2 separate regions of the Homo sapiens genome follow, and region 2 is linked to region 1. The links are chromatin loops, found by intact Hi-C in ENCODE. Cell type or tissue: PC-9. All regions are shown on one strand. Links, peaks and the distances in the headings refer to the core of each region. The heading gives the core; the rest is flanking DNA.

Region 1 (12,665 bases), core at 4,407-9,406:
AGCATGGAGTTTGGGAAATGTAGAATATTAAGGTCTAAGTATTCTTCTCCTACTTGGATTAAATATATTCAGATATCTTCCTCTGTCAGATTTGAAAGTTAAAGACACATCTGCATTGGACCATTTCAAAATACAAGTTTGGTGTTTTAGGCCTTATTCTCACTAGGATATGCGAAGAGAAGTGTCTTTCATAAGCGTAATTCTCTGCTTGGCAATTCGTTTCTGAACATGAAAGAAAGTGGCCCCTTCCTGTTTTCTTTCCTCTGAGATTGAACCTTTACCTATAGTTTCCTGGGACAATCTCAAGATCGTGGTGTCTTACAAAAAACATGGGCTTCAAAGTCAGACAGGTCTCAGTTCCAATTTGGGCTTTCTGACTTAACTGCAAAAATGAGGACAAGTGATTTAGACTTGCTGTGCCTCAGGTTCTTTATCTATAAAATGGAAATAATAATATATACTTCAGAGGGTTATATAAATGTCAGAAAATTGAGGACATTGTATTTGCCTTAGTTTCTCATATAGAGACTAATATACTTATTTGGAAGGAATACTTGGATAAGGATAAGCCACTTTGGGTAGAGGACGAGACCCCCAAGAGCAAGCTGAGATGCATAATATGATTGATACATTGAATTGCATTAGATAAAAAAGGAGGACTTTATTTAGCTTCTAACTTGGGGCAGGTGGGACAGAAAGGGGGCGGGAGAAACAGTGAGAGGTGGAGGGAGCTGTGTTATTTGCTGGGCTCTTTCTGCATTTCTGCAAACATCTCTCTTTCCTACCCACTTGCAAATCTGTAAATTTGATTAAACTGACCGGATTGGTGTGGAAACAAGCAAAGGGGGGCTGGTTTTCCATTTGGGTGGAAAGAAAAGGCAGCAAGTGTGAATGCAGAAACCAGATGCTGAGAGATTACTCTAAAACTCCAGGAATTCATGGAAATTGAGAGGAGGGCTTTGAATTTTCACAGCTTTTTTTAGAGTTGGAAAGTTTAAGCCAAGTTTACTAGAGCTCAAGGGACAAGGAAATCCCACCGGATAGCCAGATTCATGAGGATTTGAGTTAATGTCCCTAAACAATGTACTCCATAGTGATCACCTAATAATTGGGGGCTACTATCTTTGGCTGCAATCAAATCCAAAGTTGAGTAAAGTGTTTGACTTGAATTGTCCTTTCAATGTTGGGGGCCGAGGCTAGACCAAGAAAAGAGATGCAAAAATTAGTCACTTTCTTCATCCAGCCCTGTGCTGGGAAGTATCTGCCCCTGAGTCCAGACACTAGCGTTCTTGTTTTTGGTCTCCTGATAACTAGTTGTTGAGTTTTTGACATATCTTCTAAATCTCACCTTCAGGTTTGGTGTTTACTTTTTTTTTTTAATGAATTTCCCAACAATGATCTCAAAGGAATGTCGTTGTCAGGTTTGAATGGACAGTGGAAGTGCTTTGCCAACTATAAAGTATTATAGAAGAGTAGTGGTTAAGTGTTATCCTGGCTTCCCTGGCCACACCCTGCAAGCTGCAAAAGGACATGGACTCGCTGTCTGCTCAAGACTGTATCTCTCTGCCTAACACAAAGAAAGTACCAAAAAAGTATTTGTTGAGTGAATAAATGACAACGTACAGCACTTTTCTATTTTAAAATAACCACATGCGATAATGGACTCTCTGGCACTGTCTCTCTAGCATCTATGCTGACACTCCTGTGTTCCTCTGACTCCCCACTTCCATTTTCTCCTCTTCAGCCAATGACCTTGTCCACTGCCTTATGGAACACTTAAAAACTCGTTATTGCCATTCTTCCTCTTGAACCAACTGTACCTGCAGTTTCTATTTTTTATCCACAAACCCAAGCAATCTGGTTTCTACCCTGGCACTTGACTAAAATGATCCCCAACAGTTGATGCAAATTCACTGATTGGAAAGCCAGTGACCTCTTCTCAGACCTCATTCTCCTTCACATCTTTGCAACACGAAAGACACTCTGCTCACATCTGCTCTCTGGAAGTGTCATCCCTTGGCCGTTTGACTCTACCACCCCTGGTCTCCTCATGCCCTTCTGACCATATATGGTTGCATATCCTTGTTGGCTTTCCTCCCTTCCTCTATCCCTCCCCACCAGTGGACCAAATATGCATTCCCTGCTTACCTGGTATCCACTGGGCTCCACCCTTTCAGCCTGTCCAACACGTGCCATGCTCTGGGCACCAGCGGCTGCACCGGTGCCTTCTTGCTTAGACACCTGCTTCCCATAAGCTCCAACTCATTGCTTGATTCTTCAGCAAGGGCATTCTGTATTCTTGGTGCTTGGGATCCACCACCACCCACTGTTAGCCTGGGCTGATCTCCCCTTCATGAAGCTGGCGGGCGGGAGCGGATGTCCCTTCCTCAATCTCCCCCTTCTTGGAATCCATCACAACATCCTCTGGGATCTCTGTGCAGATGATGCACAGACCTGTTTCTCTGGCTTTCACCTTACCCTCACATAGCAGCTCTGTGGCTTCCTAGCTATTTCCACATGAAGCCCCTGCCACTCTCTCAGACCCAGCTCTACTGGAATCACATCCATTTTCTTACATAACCTGGAGTCACTTTCTTCACAATCAGTGACACCACCATTTGCCCCAATTTTTCAAGTTTGTCTTTGGTTCTGGTTTTCAATTTCACCTTTGATTCCTCCTGCTACTTCTATTTCTGCCCACTCTATTCGATTATACTAAAATAATTTGTTGCCTCTTCTCCATAATGTCCTTTACACTTTCCCGTCTTTCCATTCCCATGCCATTTACATTCCAATTCCAATTTAGTTCATCATCTCTAGTCTGAATGAATACCATATTCCCCAGCCCATCAGGAGAGGGTAAGGTTTGGTTCTACATTTGGAGTTGGGTTGTCTGGGTTTGTGCCAAGGCCTTGCTGCTTCTTACTGTATATTAAAGGGCTTGTCCTTGTCCCAAACCCCTGGCTGCAAGTGCATGGTCTGCTCCCTTTCTCTGCTGGAATCCTAATCTTCCTTTGTGGCTCAGTTTGCCTCCCCTCTTCCATGCAGCCTCCCTGACCCAGCTAGTTCACATTGCTTTCATGATCCTCTGAAACACATTGGTACCTGTGTATTAACAGTACCATGTCCTAGTTAGAAAACTTCTATCAGACCAGATTAATTCATTTAGCAAATGTTTACCAAGCTCTTTCCTAGGGACTGGGAAAATACTGTGGAACAGGACATATAAGAAAACTTATATTCTAATTGTGTGTGTGTCTGTGTGTGTGTCTATGAGAGAGAGAGGTAGTTAACAATCACATAAGTACATAAGCAATCAAGAAGGTATCTAGTGATAAGTGCTATGATGAAGATTTAACGGTGATGGACTTGAAAGTATTTGATGGTCTATTTTGGGTTAGCTGTGCAGAAAAGGATTTTCCAAAGAGGGAACATTTAAACTGGATCTGAGTCATAAGATGTGTTAGCCCTAGGAAGATCTGGGGAAGAATTTTCTAGGTAAAGAGGATAGCAAGTTGAATGCCTCAAGAATAGAACAAGCTTAGTGGTTGCCAGAAGAGAAAGAAAGCCTATTGCCTGTGGGGATGAGGAAGGGCAGGTGAGAGAGGTGGTCCCAAGGGCAGGGGAACCTCTGGTAAGGCACAGCTTGGTAGCCTCAGGTAGAAGGTTTTATTATTATTATTATTTATATTTTTGGGACACAGTTTCGCTCTTGCTGCCCAGGCTGGAGTGCAGTGGTGTGGCCTTGGCTCACTGCAACCTCTGCCTCCTGGGTTCAGGCGATTCTCCTGCCTCAGCCTCCTGAGTAGCTGGGATTACAGGCACCTGCCACCACGCCCAGCTAATTTTTGTATTTTTAGTAGAGATGGAGTTCTACAATATTGGCCAGACTGGTCTCAAACTCCTGACCTCAGGTGATCCACCCTCCTCAGCCTCCCAAAGCGTTGGGATTACAGGCATGAGCCACCATGCCTGGCCAGTAGCAGGTTTTAGATTTAAGTTAGGTGTGACAGGGAGACGTTTGAGGGTTTTAAGCCAAAGAATGATATGTTTAAACTTACTTTAAAAATATCAGTCTGTCTGCTGTGTGGGCAAACAGTGGTAGATCAACCAAGTGGAGATAGAGAGCCTAGTGAGGAGGCTATTGCAACGGTCTGAGTGAGTGATGGTGGTGAGTGCAGAGAGAGAGAGAAGGGTGCAAATTGGGGTATGTTTGGAAGACAAAGATGGTGGTCCTGGTTGACTGATTGATGTAGTTGTGGGGATGTCTTGGTCTTGGCTTGGGAAGTTGGGTGGTAAGTGTTGCTGTTTACTGAGGTCAAAGTGGCAGAAGCCTGACAGGGGCACAGGTTAAAGTGTTTTTTGATGGCCTCATAGTGACTTCATAGAGGGGGTGAGATAAACTGAGCCTTGAAGAAGGATTAGGAGAACAGTGAAAGGGATGGGTCAAGATCCTGGGAAAACCAGGGTCTGTTTTGGACATGTTAAAGTTCAAGGTGTCTACTAGGCCTCAAAGTGGGGATAGTGTCTGAAATATATATATATACACTTTTTTTTTTTTTTTTGAGAAGGAATCTCGCTCGGTCGCCCAGGCTGGAGTGCAGTGGCACGATCTCGGCTCACTGCAAGCTCTGCCTCCTGGGTTCACTCCATTCTCCTGCCTCAGCCTGCTGAGTAGCTGGGACTACAGGTGCCTGCCACCACGCCCAGCTAATTTTTTGTATTTTTAGTAGAGATAGGGTTTCACCGTGTTAGCTAGGATGGTTTCAATCTTCTGACCTTGTGTTCTGCCCGCCTCGGCCTCCCATAGTGCTGGCATTACAGGCATGAGCCACCGTGCCCGGCTTGGCGTCTGAAATATTTTTATTCACCTTTTTTATGTGCACATTTCTTGCTTTGCAACCTAGAGAGCAAGCAACTCAGGGTTAGGGATCGTGTCCAATATGTTTTGCATCTCTCACAGTGCTAGGGAAAAGCCCTATGTACAGCAGGCCTTCATTAGATTGGAATGAATGGATATATTTGATCAGCGGGAAAACTAAGGACTAAAGATGACTGAAGATGTCAAAACTAAGCCTTTTCTAATTAGCTCCAATAATTTTTTTGAAGTCAGACTTCATTGACTCTAGCAGTTTTTCAGCCCATGTTGCGAGACTTAGTATTGGGGAAGAGAGAATCCTAAAGAGCTTTGGAGTCCAAAATTCACTGCAGAGGGACTTCTGTTACAATTTTGACCCTCTACAAAACCTCAGACTACCAAACAATGGCCTTTTCTGTTCATAATTGTGCTAGGTCTATGCTTTCTGACTTGTCTTCTTGCCTGCGATAGCACCCCAGGTTCTGTTCCCTGTGGGGCTCCTCTAACACCCCTCCCCTCACTGATCTCCAGTCTCCATTGCCTGAGGAACTCTCTTTCTTTATCAAAAGCATGTCATCAGGAACCTATTTAACACCCTGCTGTGGGTTAGGGAGCTAGATATGCTCCTGGCCTCAAGATTTCTGACAACACTTTAGAATCTTTCTGCAGAAATTGTCATGGCTCACTCATTTCCATCACCATCTTCAGAGGGTTGGGGAGGTGACAGTGAGGACATCGTTCAGGCTCTGCAGCATGTGCCTGGATATGGGTGTTAACCTAAAGCAATGCACATCTCCCGGGCTGTCTGTGTTTCAGTGAAGTGGCTGAGAGAAAATGCTTGGGAGTCAGACAGCGCGGGCTCTGAGTCCTGACTAGTACTTTCTAGCTATATTTCTAAACCTCGGTTTCCTCATTTGGATCATAGGCTTTTAAAGATCTACTTTGCAATGAACAAACAGTTATCAATGAACAAATGTATGTAGGGTCACAGTGGCTGACACAGTCAGCATTCAATAAATGGTAACTTCTGCTATTATTATTATTATTATTATTATTATTTGAGACAGAGTCTTGCTCTGTCACCCACACTGGAGCACAGTTGTGCGATCTCAGCTCACTGCAACCTTCACCTTCCGAGTAGCTGGGACTACAGGCATGTGCCATCACACCCAGGTAATTTTTTGTATTTTTAGTAGAGACAGGGTTTCACCATGTTGGCCAGGCTGGTCTTGAACTCTTGGCCTCAAGTGATCCACCTGCCTCGGCCTCCCAAAGTGCTGGGATTACAGGCATGAGCCACCACACCCGGCCTCCTGCTATTAATAAAATTGGACATACCACGTAGAACACCAACAAGGGACTGAAAACAGACACAGATACAGCAAGAAAGTGCTGATAAAATCTTTTAGATATGAGAGAGGACAAAACAGAAAAAGGAAGAGTTTTTGCAAATGTAGGTGGTGAATGCACACGTGGAAACCTGAAGGCTATGTTATCAGCCTGATTCAATTCATGGGGACCTGATAAGGGAAAGGTAATATTTCCTGGAACTCACTCCATCAAGAACACAAAGATTTTATGACTTCTCTTCTTTCAGACACGCACAAAGCCAACAACACAATAGATTTTCTTTCCCAAATCCCTTCTTTAGAAAGCTTTGCGGCTAAGGACAGTATCTCTATGTAAAAATCCACTCCAGGGGGTCACTGACTGCCTCTGGGGTCAGGAAATGGCTCTCTGAAGAGCTTGCTGGGCTTTGTGGTTGGATGCCAGGGCTGAGGATTGCATTAAGTTCTTCGAATAAGCCTGTAGTTTGGCAAAAAGGCTTTCCTCCTGGGCAGCTGAATAATTTTTAGATGATCTAGCTGGCACATCGTGGAAACACGCTAATGAGTCAGGAGTGATCTGACTCCTCCCCTCACCCCACACCCCCGTTGCTCAAGGGTAGAGAATTTCCAGGGAAGCCAGTGAAAGATTTATGAGACTAATCCCGGAAATATTTCTTCCCCATCTATTCTTCTCAGCAGGGGTGCCAGCAGCCCTGGGTCTGGAGTGTGAGGGGTAGAGAGGGCAAATTAGAAGGGGACAAAAACGCTGACTTCTGCCTTCAAGTGCTAGAGAAATCGGCGACTATAGAAACCACCTAATTAGGGTTCCACTGTCAATAAAATATTCAGGTCTTTTTTTGGAATGTGCCTGCCTGCAGGCCCCACAGAGCTTCATGGATGAATTTGAGGAGGCTTGGAGCATTGTGGCTTGTGGAGCATGGAGTGGGGGAAAGCTTGTTTCAACTCTGGGCTGGGAGGAGTCTGACAAGTGAGCTCTTCTGACTCACTTTTACAGGGATGAGGGGGAGGAGGCTGCAGGGATTTAGCGGCGTAGGGCAGTGTCTCCCGTCACCCGTGAACTTCCCTCTCCACACCCTGCATGTGCTGCATCTTCTTTGGGTGGGCTGACCTCTCCATGACGTCCTGGTTTGGAGGGCTGTCCTGTCTTTCTTATAACTCCAGGCTCCTTTTATAGAAAAGCGAGGGGATGGGAGTTGGGTCACTGGAGAATATCTATAACAGGGTGCCACTCTTGGGTTAAAGAAAAGCTCCTGTGTGCCTTCAAAATATGATTTTAAAAAATATATAAAAAGGTAAAATAGAGTAAGAAAATTCAATCCTTCTGGCTCAGTTTCAGTCACGCATGGGCAAAGGGAACAGAACTATCAGGCATGATTATTTGCCACGACTTTCCCATTTTTTGTTCAGAAAAATATTTTAGTTGTAAAGGTTGGGAAAACTAGGCTATTTGAGTTTTGCCTCTTATGTCTTCCCCCACCCTGTTTTCTGTAAAGACACTGCTAGAAATGGCCAAAAAGGATGTCAACACTGGAAGAGGCTTCAGGCGCCAGCAGAGCCTGCTGGTGAGTAATGAAGAGAGGCATAAACCACAGGAAAGGCCCTTCTCTTGATTAACACGGATTCCATTCAGCATCACCTTTCCTCCTTGTTTCAGGTAGCCTCAGTCCTAAGATGGAGAGACCTTCTAGTCTCTGAGGAGAATGGTCCTGGGCTAACCTTTGGTTTGGACTTCCCTCAGACCCTCAATGGCTGCTGCCACCTGGGCACAAGGATGGCCTTCCTACCTGGGTCCTCTACCCAAAGCTTTCCAAACACAGATGTACTGTTTAATAGGGAAAAGGGACCTTTTTTTTTTGAGACAGGGTCTTGCTTTGTCACCCAGGCTGAAGTGCCCCAGTACAATCACGACTTACTGCAGCCTCAACCTCCCATCTCAAGCAATCCTCCCATCTCAGCCTCCTGAGTAGCTAGGACCACAGGTGTGCACCACCATGCTTGGCTAATTTTTAAATTTTTTGTGGAGATGAGGTCTCCCTATGTTGCCCAGGCTCGTCTTGAATTCCTGGACTCAAATGATTCTCCCACCGCAGCCTCCCAAAGTGTTACGATTGCAGGCATGAGCCACTTCCCATCTGGGGACTTTTAATAATATAATTTTGTGTAACTACTGACAGTCTTGGTAGCAGAAAGGGCATCCATGCCATTTCCCTTCCAGAAATTTCCAAATGGTCTCTGAAGATCTCAGAAGTAAGACTCTCATTTTTGCTAACAAAAGGAGGTTACCTAGCTAACTCCACCACTGCATTAATGTGTACATTTTGAGTACATCATTTTTTTTGGTACATCTTTTTTGAGTACAACTTAGTACACTAAGTTATAAATGGACTGGACTTGAAAATATTTAAATTTTAACCAAGCATCTAAGAAAACTCCAATTTGACTACAGGCTTCAGGTCCTTACCATATATGTCCCAGATTTCTGGGACAGTCCCAATTCCAAATATTCAGTATTGTGGTCAGACAAGTATTTTGGTTCAGGAAGTATGAAGTCTGCCTCAGGGAAAGAGGTAGGTGGCTGTCATAGCCCTAGTTTGCATTTTATAGTTTGCTTATATGGAGAGCAGATCTTGGGCAGCCTTCCAAAACACCAGCATCTGAATTATCTGTTTAAAATTACGAAAAACACCAAGTCATCCAATGTCAGGACTATTTTCAGTTTCCTGTCACTATATTCAACCTGAGCCCAATAGATTGTGTAATCTATTTAATAAACAATTTCTCCCTACCTGGCTAGCCCCAGAGATGAACAATTGTCACTAATCCAGGAAAGATTCCATTCAACATGTATTCACTCATAGCCCTGGGTTCCGTATGAGGTGAGGTATGTTACAGCAAAATTCTTCTCCTTTCAAAACCAGAAATAATAATAATTAATAAGCTTCTGATAATGGTTCATCCCACATTGTCAATTTATCTTTTGGAAGAAGATCAAAATGAATTAACCATAGAGAAGTGAAGCCAAACGGCACAGTTTCAAGATTTGACTGTGAGAACAAAACTTTTAATTAGGAGTTTTGAATTCTTCTCATGAGATCTGCAGGATTCCAGACCTTATCAACACTTGGGAAAATCCAGTGGATTTTTTTTTTTTTAAATAACCCCATGTTCTTTGCTAACAGGAAACAGAAAAAGACTTTTTTTTTTTTAATTTGGAATTGGTTCTGTTGTAAATTAGGATGACACTACTAAACAGTTTCAGATATAAATTACTTTCAATGATTTTTTTTTCCCTTTCATCCAGAACTGGAGCTTGTATTTCCTGTTGATAAAAGAAAAAAAAAAAAGGCACTGTATTTACCAACCTCCCTGATCCAGCCAATCCCTCTGGCCTCTGTCTTTCAAATGAATGTGGAATTTGCTTGAATCTGAGGAAGTTTAGAAGCGGAGCTCCAGACCACCCACTTTCAGGATCTATAAGATGGTGCTGGAGTTAGGCTGAGCTGAGGCACTAATGCAAGCTCATGGGTTAGACCAGAGGTTCTCTTGACTCCATCAGAAAAAGTAGTTTGCAAATATCTTCTTGCTAGTGTCCTCCAGTGGAGGGGCTGACTCCAGGGCCCCTGGCTGCTGACACAGGTTGAATCAATCTACTTGCATGTGTGGAGGAGCCTCTTTTTATACACAAAATGTATTTAGGTGTCTTCATTTTTTATAAAGTGGGATAAGAATGCCGAACATCCTTCCATCCATTACCTATTATGTCTTTCTACTAGGAAAACTGCCTTGAAGTCAGGGTTGCTTCGCATTTTCTGGTGAAGCACTAGTGCTGATTTTACCAAGTCCTAGAATCATAGAATATTCAGCCTGGATCCTTGTGAGTTCTTTTATTTGACGGGTGTGGCGACCATGGTCTAGAGCGCTATGAGGACTTTCCTAAAGTAATAGTGCTACTACTTATTTATTTGCTAATTTATTCATGCAACAATTTTTTCACATCTGCTATCTTCTGTCCTTAAAGAGCTTACAGTGTGTTCTGGAAGATTGCCGATAAGAAAATAAACATTACAGCCAGGCACTGTGGCTCATGCCTGTAATCCCAGTACTTTGGAAGGCCAAGGTGGGAGGATTACCTGAGGTCAGGACTTCAAGACCAGCCTGGCCAACACGGTGAAACCCTGTCTCTGCTAAAAATATAAAAATTAGCTGGGCGTTGTGGCGGGCACCTGTAATTCCAGCTACTCAGCTACTCAGGAGAATCGCTTGAACCTGGGAGGCAGAGGTTGCAGTGAGCCGAGACCGTGGCATTGCACTCCAACCTGGGCAATAGAGCAAGACTCTATCTCAAAAAAAAAAAAAAAAAAGAAAAAAAAGAAAGAAACATTACAAATGGTGATATATTTCATGAATGAAACAGATAGGCTGCTCTTGTAGAGAAAGAACAGGTGAGTGGTGGGAAGGGCCTCTTGGGTAGGGTTGCCAGGTTACGTCTTTGGGAGATGCGGTTTTAGGCAGTGGGAAGAGGAAATTGGGGGTGTGCTGAGAGTACGTTGCTGATAGAAGGAGGCAGGGGAGTTATGGTAAAGAAATGAAGACAACCTCAGGCCTTGATTCTCTGGCAGAAATCCTTTTCAGATTTCAAATGAATATCACTAGATCTTGAATGACCAGTAAGGTTTATTATTAGATATCATTCTAAACTGCTCTTTTTTTCTTTCATCTATCACAGTGGAAATAATATAAAGGCTACACCAAGTGAGGTTTTAGATAAAAAACTTATTCCATTACATTCTGATATAGAGAAGAGATGACGTTTACACCACCAGGCTTGCTGGGTTCTAATAGAGATAAATAAGCTCTGAGTACAAGATATGCACAAGGATAACTCAACACAGCCCAACTCCTGATTGCCCCTCCTCAGCTAGAAATGGACTTGCCTTTGGCTGGGTGTGGTGGCTCACACCAGTAATTCCAGCACTTTGGGAGACCTAGGCGGGCAGATTGCTTGAGGTCAGGAGTTCAAGACCAGCCTAGCCAACGTGGGAAAACCCTGTCTCTACTAAAAATACAAAAATTAGCAGGGTATGGTGGCATGCACCTGTAATCCCAGCTACTCGGGAGGCTAAGCCATGAGAATTGCTTGAACCCAGGAGGCAGAGGCTGCAGTGAGCTGAGAACGCACCACTGCACTCCAGCATGGGTGACAGAGTGAGACTCTGTCTCAAAAAAAAAAAAAAAAAAAGAAATGGACTTGCCTTCCATGTGGCTCTAGGTCTCCCCAATGGCACTTAGAACAATCTAGTTTTTCTGCATCCATCTGTCCTCTATGGTGTCTTGTAAGTTCCTTGAGGGCAGGGATGAGTTGAACTCATTCACCAGCAAACCCATCACCCAGCATATTGCCATGCTCATGAAGACTGCTCAATGAATGGTTGAATGGTTGATATAGAAATACTTAATCTTTAGGAAGATGTGATGCTGGAAAAACAGGGCCATTTTTCCCTTTTATGGCTTTTGCACAGTGCTTGTTATAGGGAACCCACAATTATTACTGTTCTTACCAATAACTGAAAAAAGGCTGTTAGAGGATCCTTGCTTAGTTCCTTTGATGAGGCCATTGGCTCAGTGACAAGAATATTACTGAGGATGGAGAACCAAACATTGAGCTGTTTAGCAGAACTTGCAGCAGAGCTATCATTGCATCATTCTGCTGAGATGTGAAGTAATGTCTGAGCCTTCGGTTCCCACTGTAGGGCAGCTCAGCCTGTGCTCCCAGTTCGGACAGTGACATAAACCCTGCATCCTGTCTCCTGACCCTTGCTCTAGAGGCTCCAGGTCAGTCCCACAAGAGGCAACTTGGCAGCCAGGCCCATTAGGAAGTACATGCAGCCCCAGGAGGTTCTCACAAGTATAGATCAACACTGTGTTTGCCATGGAAAGTTTGGAGGAAAGACTGTACGCCACTCAGTGAAATCCTTTCCTCTAATTCTCTGCTCCTGTCCTGCTTGCAAGCAAAGGAGAACAGCACAAGGAAATTGGGAACTGCATTGTTCTGAGGCCATCTACCCAAATGAAAAACAATGTAAATATTTCACACAAATCCCAGGTCAAATTCCTGTATATACCAAAGCAGAGAAATTTCTCTGAAATGATGGTCGTGGAGAGTAGTACCAATGATGAGAGAAGTTAGGAGTAGAACCCAGAGCCAGTCTGTCCCTGCGTGATGGGTACCGGGGGAGATCCCTCCTACTGTACCACCGTTCTGCAGTCACACTACTTCCTCATTAGAAAAACGCTTTCTCAGTGGCAGGGGAAGGGTTTAAACGCTCCAGAATCTGAGCTGACAATGGGATGTTGTTGCAGGTCAGAAGTGAGAGATAAAAACAAAGATAATAAAAAGGATCAATGCCCCTAATTTGTTGATTGGCTCTCTGCCCCAGCTAAACACTCAGCCAACACCC
Region 2 (12,665 bases), core at 3,252-8,251, 82 kb before region 1:
TTTTGGCCTAATGTTGACATATAGGTTACAAGGAGGTGGAGGTGGGGCAATGACACCGTAGTCTAAGGCATGCCTTGAAAGCTTGAATCACTGTTAGGAAACAGCCAAAAGAAACAACTCATGAAATGAATCAGGCTTCTGAACACACAAAAGCAAAGAATTCAGTGCAAGGTCATGAGTGGCTCCTCCAGAATTCCCTTTGTCTGTACTTAGACTTACAGCAATAGGGATACAAAAGCCCTCTGCACAATTTCCCCAGATGAAATGAGAAATAAATAAATGGGAAGAGTAAGCAGTGTGAGGAAATGCAAGCTCTATGAAATGTGCAGGCTTTGTGGTTACGGCACTTTGAATTGATATTCACACTTGATGTACGTAGATTCTGTAGCACTGGCATGCCGTAGCTGCTGGCACCTACGTGTGGACTGACGAACTTTGAGAATAAACTCCAAACTTGGGCTGTTGAGGCCTGATACATTGTCATGTGAAAGGAAGCGAGACTGATTTCTGCCATAATGGATAACAGAGATGCATTTAAATAAGAGGATTAGTATGTCTGCCTCCTAGATGGTAAAGTTAATTTGGAATCTTTCATGGTACATGGGCCAAGGAGGGTTTGCACAGGAATCTCCCTTCTTTTCACCCCTTAGTGATCACTTTACAGTCGCTCTGTTTAACCACAGAAAGAAATTTTATGAATGTTGGAAGCAGAAGATGGCAACTCCTAATAGCATCTAGACATATAGGTTTGGATTTGAAAGTGTGTATGCTTAGGAAAGAAGTGAAGGTCCTTCTTTAGACACCACTGTTTTTGTCAGGCCAGCCATCTGCATGGATGTGTACGTGCACACGTGTGTGCATTTAAGGCAAGTACTTTAAATATCTTTGCACAGTTCCTACTGAACATGTAAGACCTTTGGAAGCAATATTGTCCAGCTCCATACCAAGTTTAATTTAAAAAAAAATTTTGTGGCTAATAAGAAAAATTTAAAAACTATGGCATCACACAAATCCTTCATGCTTTTTTGTTTTGTTTTTTTTCCTTTTCCTTCTATTTCAGCTCACTCCATCACTCGATGAGATAATATGAGATTTCTACTTCGGAGAGGCCAAGTCTAATGAAGAGAAAAAAAGGAAAAGAAGTTGCAAGACTCGAATAAAATCTGCTGCACCTTGTAAATGCTCTAACTGGACATGAAGGAAAGGGGCGAGGGAGGGGGGTGGGATTTTTGGTGCAAGTAGCACATGGTTTAAATATGAATGAACAAACCTGTGATCTAGTCCTTGTCTTGTAATTGTGGATTAATGTCAATGTTAATCAGCCCCTCAAAGGGAGAGAAAAGCTGGACCTTTTCCCTTGCTGTACCATATTCAGCATTTGATTTCCATGGGCCCCACCATTTATGTGTAGAATTTGAAATGGTTGTCACCTCTCTCTGAGGACAGAGCTTGAAGCCTCCACACCAGCTGCTGCTGGAGATTCAAAGCCCAACTGTGGGTCCGAGAGGGAAGCTGGCTGGGCTGGCTGAAGAATGAAGACCACTGGACTCTCCGTTAATCTCTAAGGGGTCTGCTCCCCAGGAACGTTTCTGAACAATGGGGACTTTGTTGGTAGCCATTTGGTAGATGTTCTTTTCTATTTATAAGTGACTTTAAACTTTCCCTTGGCTGTTAAGAAGTTTGTTATAGATTTAGCTATTTATTGTTCGATGCCTGCATGCTGAAACAATGCCTACAGCTGTCTTCACATGTATGGACGTGTGTGAATGGTTGTACGTTTTGCACATTTTGTGGCTGTTGAGATGTGCTTTGCTGCACAAACATGAAAATTTTTGAGTTACAATTTGGAGCATAACTGGAGGGTGGGTTGGGGAGGGGTGGATTTTTAAAATGTCAAGACAGGGAAGGATGACAAAATGGAAATTTAAATGACATCCTAGAGGTAGAGAAACCGTGGAGATCGCTTTTCTCAGACTCACCAACTTTTAATGGGATTTCATGGGGTTTGGTTGTGCTGATAGGGTAAGGGGAGGCTGCTTTCTGCCCTTCTCCCCACTCCCATCTGATTTACTTAATTCAGTCTCAGCTGCTGAAATTTGGAAAGGACCAAATTGCTTTACAGTTTTTTTCTTTGTGTAGTATCTTGAAATCCTGGAAAATTCTATGGAATAGTTCTGTATATAGGGCACAAGTAAAGGCATTGTCCAAAGTTTATTTATTTATTTATTACCCTAAGAATGCTTTGCCATAACCACATTTAATGGGAAAAACGGCAGTATCACAGATGTAAATTAACTCACCAGATTTACTGGGCCTGAACTCATTCTCTTCTTGCTATATGATTTAGCAAGTTCTAGAAGGTCTCCAAGACAATAATTACATTGGCACAATGTATACTTCAGTGCTCACCCGTAGGCAAATCTCTTTTTAAAAAACTCTTTGGTGCACAAGTAACACATTTGGCCACAAAACACCAAAGAATTGTAGGCAGTGGCCCCTATTGAGAAGTTTTCCGGTAGAGTTGGAAATCAGTTGTGAATACATTCTTTGCTAGTTGGAGTGCTTGTTTACTAAGCATGTGCCGTCGTAGGTATTAGTGCTAGTCTCAGATAGGTGCTTCCCCTGAGGTGCAGGGGAAGACCAAAGTTTGCAACTCGAACTGCTTTCGTCCATGTTTCTCACATTGCTGTATTTTAGAAAATAGGGGTTAAGACTGATAACAACCTTTTACATTGTGACTGTGTTTGCATTGTCTAATGACAGATAAATCCTTAACATTTCTCTCCACCTTAGTACTTTAGACTAATTGTGTTTGTCCGTCCATGCCATGAATGAGTGGGCTGTAGTTGGGCCTAAATAAATGAGCTGTTGGAAGAAAAGAATCACAGTACTTTCCAGCAGTCAGTCCCTGGTTCCTAGATGTGTTCTAAGCAATGCAAATGTCTAATTGTCCCCCAGTGGGCATAGTCAGTGTCGTTTATATTGTAGCAGTTACAGCTCTGTAGTTTATGATGCAAATCTGCCAAGAGAGATGTATGTGTCACTGCATGGCTTCTGAAAGCAGGATGAATTTTCTGCAGCTGTTTCAAAGTTGGGGTCTGTTCTTGAATCCTCTATTAATTACTGTGTGTGAGCCAGAGGGAGCTGTGGTAAGGGTTGGGCCCCCAGCCTGTAGGGAACTTTCTGGACTCCCACTCTTTGAATCGATATAGGCATTTGGTCTCACTACTTGACCATTCTCACCCTGTGAAACGTCCCACACTTTGAAGCAAATACAATTCACAGCACAGTACACACAAAAACCTTGGCATAAGACAGAGAAGGTTCTTCTTATTTTGTGGGCTGGTTGCTGTAGAAACACATAACAAAGGGCAGCCCTCCACTTCTGGTATAATTGTGTAGCCCCTTTTCTTTGGGCTTGACACCTGTCTTGAATAAGAGTGATTAGAGCTGCATAATGTCCCTCTCTTGGCTATTGACCATGTGGTTCACGTACAAAACTCTGTATAAGTTGAAGGAAAATGTTCATGTTCATATGTACTTGTTTGCTATGACTACATTTTGAGGTTTTGTAAAACTGTTATTTTTTTTTTTTTCACAATGTGAAACTGAAGGTCAATAAATTATTAGAGATTTTCTCTTCATTATGTGTGTGGGTCTTCATTTGAATAAGACACAATTTGAGGCATTGTAAACGTGTGCCTTTTCTCGTTTATCCAAAGAAGGATCATTTCAGATATTCCGAACGTGTTTTATTTCACCATTTAGTGATATTTACAAAGGTAATTTTGCATATTAAATAAAACTTCCTGACCATTAGAGTATCTCTTTAAGCAAGACAAAATTCCTCATTTATGGGTTATTCATAGCTGGGAATATAACAAGTCACACACCATGCGATATTAAGACAGCATACTTTATATTGGAATGAATTTAGTTTTTTGAAATCCTCACGTGGGTTATATTTTGACAGAAAGCTGTTAGAGAAGGAGCTGGAGTTCAATCCTCTTTTCATCTGCTGACATCTGCTTTAGAAATCATTTAAAGTGGAAATATATGCATATTATTTCTGTACTGCCACAGAAAAGCACAAGTTTAACCCCTCAGGGATACTTAGTTTGTTCCAAGCTGATGGCTGTCCTAGCTGGCTCTGCATAAGGCCAGTTGAAGCCTCCTGCCCCTACCTCATGATGGCTTCATGTCACACTGAGATGCTCCTTTATCACTTGGGTTGGAACCCTTATTGTTTCAGTGTGCAGAGCAAGGTTGGGCATAACCTTTTCTGGGTAGAAAATAAATATTACCTAATTGGGAACTCTAGGAGAGCTCACAAGTAGGCATAATGCAATTACAGCCTTTGGACTTTGACCAAGATGCCAGAGCAGATGCCTTGGGTTTGACAGGAGGATCATTCGGTTCTGTGCTGTGTGAGGCTGGTCTAGAGCCAAGCCTTTGGGGACCAGTGTCAGCCTTCAGATTCCAAGTGCATGATGTTGAAGACCCGTGGAAACCCTGTTGATGACACCATATGGATGACACCAAATGACAGGGAAGAACGGCGGGTTAGTTAGGAGTTGACGGATGGGATTTAGACTCAGGAAAAAGTCTTGATGTTAATCCCTAGAGGGGTTGAGAATGGTTCCTGTAGACATGATTGTGAACAGATCTTTCATTCTCTGGAGTTGTTTCTCTTTATCATCTCAGTCGGAACATGTAGACAGATTAAAAAGATACTTCAAATTCTTAATTTTCATTCATTTGGAAATTTCATTTCATTTAGATAGATCACACCAAACAGTAGCTATGGTAATAAAAATCTGGCCACAGTAGGCAAACGGGTTGGAGGTCGGCAGTCCAGGGCCGGGACAGCACCCCCATGAGGCCATCAGGCCTCATGCTTGCAGGATGGCAGCTGCATCTCATGGCATCTCATCTGCTTTCCAGGCAGCAAAAGTGGGGCAGACAAAGGGGAAAGGGCTCAGGCCAGAGGACATTCTCCCTTTTACTTTGAATAGTAATAGTTTACCCAAAAGGCTCACCGGGAGACTTACACTTACCTCTCAGTAGCCAGAACTGGGACATGTGAACTTCCCAAGATATAAGAGAGCTTGGGGAGGGCAGAACTTTTATCTGGCACACTGCCACCCCACAGCAATGTGATTTAATTAGTAAGGAACAAAGGGAGAGCAGACGTTGGAGGGGGAAATACACAGATTATTCTCTGCAGTTGGTAGGCTTATCTACTACAGCAATGGTTCCCAGCCTTTTTGGCACCAGGAACTGGTGTTGTGGAAGACAGCTTTTCCATGGATGGGGACTGGGCCTGGAGGCGGCAGGGATGTTTTTGGGATAAAACTGTTTCACCTCAGATCATCAGGCATCAGATCAATCTTGTCCAACCTGTGGCCCAGGATGACTTTGAATGCAGCCCAACACAAATTCATAACCTTAAATTATTTGTGATTTTTTTTAGCTCATTAGCTATTATTAGTGTCTTTTATGTGTGGCCCAAGACAATTCTTCTTCTAATGTGGCCCAGGGAAACCAAAAGATTGGACATTCCTACACTAGATTTTCATAAGGAGTACAAAATCTAGATCCCTCACATCTGCTGTTCACAATAGGGTTCCAGCTCCTATGAGAATCTACTGCCCCCTCTTCCCCGGCTCCGCTGATCTGACAGGAGGCGGAGCTCAGGCAGTAATGCTCACTAGCCAAAGGCTCACCTCCTGCTGTGCCGCCCACTTCCTAACAGACCACGGGCACTGGGCCATGGCCCAGGGGCTAAGGACCCCTGTACTACAGGGAATCATCAAAGAGTCATTGTAAACTATAGCCCCATTCATTAAGTGATGAGCTGAGATTGTGCTAAGGACCTGCTTTACAGTCATCTCATTTAATCCTCATGACAAATTGAGGTAAATATAGCGAGATTTCTAAACGTCTCTGAGCCATAGATACTCGATCTGTAAAATAAGCATGACTAACATTCTTTCTAATAGAAAAATTTAATAATATAAGAAATTTAAGAGTAAATACCAGGCTCAGTGCCTGGCACATAGTAGGTCCTCAGTAATTTTTAGTTGCCATTTTGAAACATTATGGGGAGAGATACATACATAAAAATCTGAGTGCTTATTCTATGCCAGGGACTGAGTTAAGGGTTTGCAAGCCTCTCACCTTGCTCATCCCCCCGGCAACCCTGTGAGAGCAGGTGCTATTATTACTCTCATTTTGGAGATGAAGAAACAGGTCTTGAGAGATTATGTAACTTGCCCAAGGGAGTGGTGGAGGTGGATTTCAAGACACACTCTGACCTGCTCCTCCAGGTCCAGGAATGTAGAGGAAGGTGATTCACAGGGCTGAGCCTGACTGTGAGAAACCCAGGGCTGCCCTGCATTCCATCGTGCCTGGAACACATGACTCTGTAAGGTGGTCCGAGGAGACCTGCCGCTGGTGAGCCTTGCCCTGGACATGAGGACTGAAGAAGCCAGTGGAAAGAGTTGATTGAGACTCAAAATGTTCCTTGACAGCCAGTTTCAGAAGATAAGTTGTAGAGAATTTAAAAATGAACGGGGGCTCCTGGGTGGTTGTTACACTTGATCATTCATTGAGCTGTACACGGATGCTTTTTGTGCTATTCTGTTTGTAAAATGTTTATTGACTAAATGATTGAATATACCCATGGATAATGGCCAGACCGTGTATGAAAATGGAACTCTGACCCACAATCTGCAGCAACCAGCCCAGGAAACCAACACATTGTCTATGGTGATCAGCCCAGGAAGCCAGCCTGCTCTCCGTAAGTCAGACCTGTAGGAAGTTAGACCACTATCTCTGGCAACTGGTTTAGAAAGCCAGATCATAATGCCTATATTATTCACAGTCAGCCCCAAATGGCCAGGACTTGACCAATAACTGACTACTTCCCTGATTTTTGTCCTTGCTTCTAACTAAGGACCAGCCAGAGAAAGCCAAATATGCACCCCTACTCAGACACCACAGGATGCCCACTTCTGGTTGGCCCACTTGCAGCTTCCCCATGCCAACGGCCTCCAATCAAACCTGAAGACATCCCTTTTTTCCCCACAATGAAACTTTCCCTTTTCTTTGTCTTCCTTTGAGTCTCTGCCAAAATGCAAGTGACGGTGGCTGACTCTCTTGCTATATAGCAAGCTCTGAATAAATAGCCTTTGCTTGTTCACATTTGGCTGGTCATTGTTTATTTCCACAGACAAATGTTTGCTCGATAAAATAATTAAATGTTTCAATAAAAAGGTTCACAAAAATGAAGTGGGGACCAACATTGTGGGTTCTAGGCAAGCTGGGTTTTCAGAAGGTTGCTGTTATCCTCCTGACTGTCTGAGTAAATAAAATGTACACAGTGCATATAGCACGAGAAAAATGGATTTTGAGTTAATGGGGTTGAGATTAGGGAGTCTGGTTTGCAAAAGGAGAACAGTTGCTTTGTTTGGGAATATTTTGAATAAAGTGAGAACACTTAAATAAGTTTTACAGCCATATTCATGGTGCACATGAATGTATGAATAAAAGCAAAAACTTAGCAGTTAATTCCTGGTCTTGCCTGTCACAAATCTTAAGTGCTTTGCCTGTCTGACACATACTCAGACTAAGCCATCTGTCCTGCATTTGAATTTAATCGTAGACAATGAATTTTAAAGCTCTGTTATATGTCAGACATTGGACAACTAGGTGCAAGACCTAACTTTCAGAGGGAAAAAAATGTATATTGAGGCATGACGATGAATTAAAAGCAATTTGACTAAGTAAATTATAAATCTACCATAATCTTGTCCAGCTCTGCTTACAGCCCAGCTCGCTTTGTGAGTCCTGGGGAAACCAAATGAGACAAAGTTTCTGTCTTTCTCTCTCTGGTCCTGTTTCCTTGGCAACCATAATCTTTATCTCTGCAAAGATGGGGGACTGCAGCAAGAAAAGGCAGTTGGAATTTCAGCAAAGACTCTCACTAACCTTTTTCTTGTGTTATCAGATGATTTGTTTTGTTATGAAAAGTTATTTTACACCCGCTTTTTAGATAACGTGGAGAGTGTTTATTGGATATTCTAGAAAGGCTGTGAGGATTTTTTTGTCCATGAGATATGCTAATATTGTATCCACAAAGAAGATGAAATCAGCCCTTTGGTAGACACAAACTAGGCACCTGCAAAGTGGGAACTAAAATCTCTCTCTCTCTCTCTGTCTCTCTGAGGCTCTAAAGAACACATATGAAAACTCTAAATTGCAAATACACCTGCCCCACTCACCCACCCACATACATTCTGGCCAAGGCATTGCTGCCAGAAGAACCATTTGCAGAGAACAAATTTTGTAATTTTGAAATAATTTCTATACTCTGAGGAGAAGTGTGGGGAAGGGCAACCCACCCCTACAGAGAAGGAAAGGAGAAAGGAAAAGCAGAAGACAACCTTGCCGGAATGTTTCTGGTAGTGGTGGCCTCTTCACAGCCCTTTCTGGTACTTCCAGAGGGTCCACCTATTCAAGAGATGGGGGGGGCCAATCAGCAGCCTTTTTCAAAACGGGAATACCTAAACTGCATTTTGAGGGCTGTTAGTCATTCACACATTCGTATGAATCAGGTCCATCTGAAGGGTGGGTGGGGGGTTGGGAGTGGGGCTCAGACCTAGGGGAATCCCAGGAATTAGGAGGCTTGGAGGTGTGGGAGAAGAATGAGAAAGGCAAATTTTTACTTCAAAGTGTTATGGTTAGAGAGGGGAAGAAATGAATAGGCAGAGCACAGAGGATTTTTAGGGCAGTGAAACTATTCTTACGATACTATAATGAGTAATGCCTGCCATTAAACATTTGTCAAAACCCATAGAATGTGCAACACCAAGACTGAACCCTAATTAAATTGCAGACTTTGGGTGATAATGATGTGTCAGTAGGAGCCTAAGAAATGCAGGTTGTAACAAATGTACCACTCTGGGCTGGGATGTTGATAGGAGAGGGAGGTTGTGCCTGTCTGGAGCTTCGAGGTATTTGGGAACTCTGCACTTTTTGCTCAATTTTGCTGTGAACCTAAAGCTACTCTTAAAAATTAAAGCCTATAATGCTCTCCTCTCCCCAAAACACCCTACAAAAACGTTAGAAACAAAAGGAGTCTTTTAGGGTTGTCAGATAAATTGTTTAATAAAGCATAGAGTATATTTTTTTTAATGTTACCTTGAATGAACATCAGGTACTGGAAAGAAAGAAAAGTCTTTCTCTCTGCAATATTGTCAAATATACATTTGGTCCCCTTCTTACATACAGCTCCTAAAATCCTTGGAATTGCCAGAGCGATGGGTGTCTTTTGTATGCTAATAAGATGACTGGTGGCCGGGGGCGGGGGGCGGGGGGGGGGCCCTAGTTAGCTTCAAGGTGAGAGCTGCATAGGCATGATTAGAGGACTGAGATTTTTAGCTCCTCCAACTGTGTGGGATGCCAGGACTGAAAGTTACGTTGATCACCAATGATTAAGGATGTAATCAATCATGCTTATGTAATGAAGCTTCCATAAAAACCCAAAAAGGGCTGGGCTTGAGAGCTTCTGGATAGCTGACCACATGGAGGTTTCTGGAGGGTGATGCATCCAGGGAGGGGATGGAAGCTCCTTGTCTCTTCCCATATATCTCACCCTATGCTTCTCTTCATCTGTATCCTTCCTACTGTACTTATAATAAACCAGTAAACATAAGTAAAGTGTTTCTGTGTCCTGTGGGCAGCTGTAAGTAACAAAGTACCAAACTCAATTAGGAAGCTGTGGGAACCCTGTTTTCCAGTCAGTTGGACAGTGGTGACAGGCATCTGAAGCAAGGGCAGTCTTGTGGGACCACACTCTCAGCCTTTGGGATCTGACACTATTGGTATGGACAGGAGACAGAAATACTGGGTAGAAGAGGGCAGTTCCCCGACAAAGGCCCCACCCTGAAGCCTGGAAACCCGTGGCCCTAAATGAAAGCAGGCATTCCTCTTTTTGCGCCGAAATGTTGCCTTTTGGCCTGCCACACCCCTCTATCCTGTACCCATATACACTCCAAATTCCAGGCTCCACAAACACATGAGCAGATGAACAGAAGAGCAGAGGAGCAGAAGAGCGGCATGGCAGAGAAGGAGAGAAGAGAAGGAACGCCTGAATGTCGACAGGAGATTGGCTGGGGACAGTTGGAGGGGAGATCAGCCACAGGATGGCCAAATTCCAGGGGAAGATCATCTTCCTACTCCATCCTCTTTCCAGCTCCCCATCCATCCCGCTGAGAGCCAACTCCATCACTCACTAAAATCCCCCGCATTTAACATCCTTCAATTTGTCCGTGTGACCGGATTCTTCCTGGACACCAGACAAGATCCCAGCTACCAACAGGGCACTGAGCTAGTTAACACTTAAGCTGTCTGTGGATGGCAGAACTAAAAGAGCACTGTAGCATGCCCACTAGGGCTTTGGGAGTTGCAGGCTCTCACCTCCAGATGCTACTTTGGGGCTGGAGCCCAAAAGCACTTGCCCCAGCTGCTGCACCTGCCCATCTGCATGCTACCCCTCCTTTAAGGGATTTGAGCACTTGGCGGCTTGCTGAACAGATGAGCCATACCCCTGTCGCACATCCTGCTGGGGGCGGTGGGGGGAGTTGGGGGGCAGGGGGAGTGGTCAGGCAACTCACCTGTCTCACTATCTCCATGTAGCTTGTGTCAGATTGAATTGTATTAATGGACATCCCACTGGTGTCTGCTGCAGAATCTGCAGAATTGCTTGATTGATGTGTGGGAACCCCCACCCCTACTCCACATCTCGTGTTGAAAGTATTGAGTGACTGAGTTAGCATGGGAAAAAGCCCATTCAGTTTTTTTTTGCTGTCTCTAACATTTTCATTCCTGCATTCCTTGTTCCCTAACATTTTCATTCCTGCATTCCTTGTTCCAGGACCCAGAATCAGGCCAGCACCAGTGGAAACTCAGAGAATGGAGTCCTGAAGGCTGACCCAGAACCCAGCTACCAATTATAACATCACTTCTAGGAGGATATGAGTCCCACATTCTCAGCAACCAACTCAAAACTCACTAATAAGTTAATGCTAGTCTGTATTTTGGCAAATACCTATCCATAGATATCTGCACTCCCAGTATAAATACTGAATCAGAAATTTTTATTTCTGTAATATTTTACTTCTTAGAATACTTAGTGTTCAAAATTTAATTACTGCAGTATATTTTTATTTTTCTTTTTAGGTGTTTCCTTGGGGCAGAAAGTTAAATGTCCATATGACTAGAAATTTATTTCTTCATTCATTTATTTCCAGGGAAAAAAAAACCATGAAAAGGGTAATAATCACTGACAGAAATGTGGAAATGTTCAAAGAGATAAACCAAACCATTTGGGAAGAACAATGGCCTTTTCAAAGAGTTCCACTAGAGCTGATTGGAGATAGCTGGAGGGAGACAGAGCCTTCCTCTTGCATGGCAGTAGGTTGGCCTTGCTGGCCTGGGCTAGGGCAGGGTTCCTGGAACTTCCTGTGAAGAGGCAGCCTTGGGACCCCTGGGGTAGAGAATGCATGGGGTGGGGCACAGAGGCACGATGAGGTTGTGTAGATGCTGCTGGGTGCCCTTTGAACCCAGCAAACTGGAGAGAAGGCTGTGAGGAGGAGGAGTCTAGGGCAGTGACTGCTGGCATAACCTCTGGAATGGCACTCACAGGTTCTCCTGCTTTCCAAGAACCAGGACCAAAGGCAGAGAACCCTGGAGTCCCAAGGTCCCTGGGTGGGCACTGCTTGTGGTTGGTCATATAACATTCAGTGAGTTACAGAAGGCTGGGTGGTGAGCTGTCATTAGCAGATGTCTTCCTACCTCTGAGAACAAGGGATAGGCATGACTCCTCCCTTTGTCTCTAAGGATGCTGGTACATGCTGTCTCAGAACCAGAGGGGAGAGGAGCTGTCTTGGAAGGGGCTGCTGGAATTGCACCTGGACACCAGGGGCCAGGCATTAGCCCTCCACGAGGAGCAGAAAGAAGGGGAGACAGAGAGAGGAGACCACCTGTCCATCTTCCTCTCTCCAGGCTTAGCCTACATACACAAACTCTAACTCACAGGGGGGCCTAGAAAGATATCAGAGTCTACAATGGGCATAGCATTAGTCTCTGTGAACTATGGTTACTGGGTAGAACCTACAAGAAAAGCAAAGTAAGACAGGTAAAGGAGAGGAGGAGCTTGTGCCCAGCAAAGGATCCCCACTACCCACTACCAAATGGGAAACATCAGGGTTTAGAGAAAATGTTTTCTTGTTTTTTTTTTTTTTTTTTTTTTTTTTGAGACAGGGTCTCACTTTGTTACCCAGGCTGGAGTGCAGCAGTGCGATAGTGGTTCACTGCAGCCTCAATCTCCCCAGCTCAAGCAATCCTCCCACCTCAGCCTCCCTATTAGCTGGGGCTATGGTAGTCACCACACCCAGCTAATTTTTGTGTGTGTGTGTGTGTGTGTGTGTGGTTTTTTTTTTTTTTTTTTGGTAGAGATGGTGGTTTCCCTATGTTGCCCAGGCTCGTCTCGAACTCCTGGGCTCAAGCGATCCACTGCCTCAGCCCCACAAAGTGCTGGGATTACAGGCGTGAACCACCACACCCAGTTTAGAGAAATGTTTGCTTTGGTTTACTTTGCT

What was found. A loop is a pair of places that touch in the nucleus more often than their neighbours do. Peaks named below come from ENCODE experiments on the same cell type or tissue, not always from the same donor. Only the 100,000 strongest peaks of a DNase experiment are listed, where the experiment ranks them.
Region 2: it touches region 1 in a loop (5-fold over the local background); 13 of 110 quality-filtered maps call a loop at or near these places.

What each region holds. Positions count from the first base shown.
Region 1 is chr5:74,537,786-74,550,450 of GRCh38, reverse strand. No RefSeq gene overlaps it. Among named protein-coding and RNA genes, the nearest start is that of LINC01331, 7.3 kb to the right of the region's middle. RefSeq lists an enhancer at 7,204-7,765. In PC-9, for the core only: no CTCF peak of the experiment used is centred there; DNase peaks (open chromatin) are centred at 6,710, 7,120, 7,780 and 8,930; H3K4me3 peaks cover 1,937 bases; H3K27ac peaks cover 4,718 bases.
Region 2 is chr5:74,618,388-74,631,052 of GRCh38, reverse strand. ENC1 (ectodermal-neural cortex 1) reads left to right here. Exons shown (of 3, transcript NM_003633.4): 3 at 1,061-3,644. LOC124901005 (a long non-coding RNA gene) reads left to right here and starts at 6,145. Exons shown (of 2, transcript XR_007058822.1): 1 at 6,145-6,802; 2 at 6,959-7,204. RefSeq lists enhancers at 1-144, 5,170-5,669, 5,670-6,171. In PC-9, for the core only: a CTCF peak has its summit at 4,848 (motif pointing left); DNase peaks (open chromatin) are centred at 5,052, 5,102, 5,802 and 6,302; H3K4me3 peaks cover 512 bases; H3K27ac peaks cover 4,091 bases.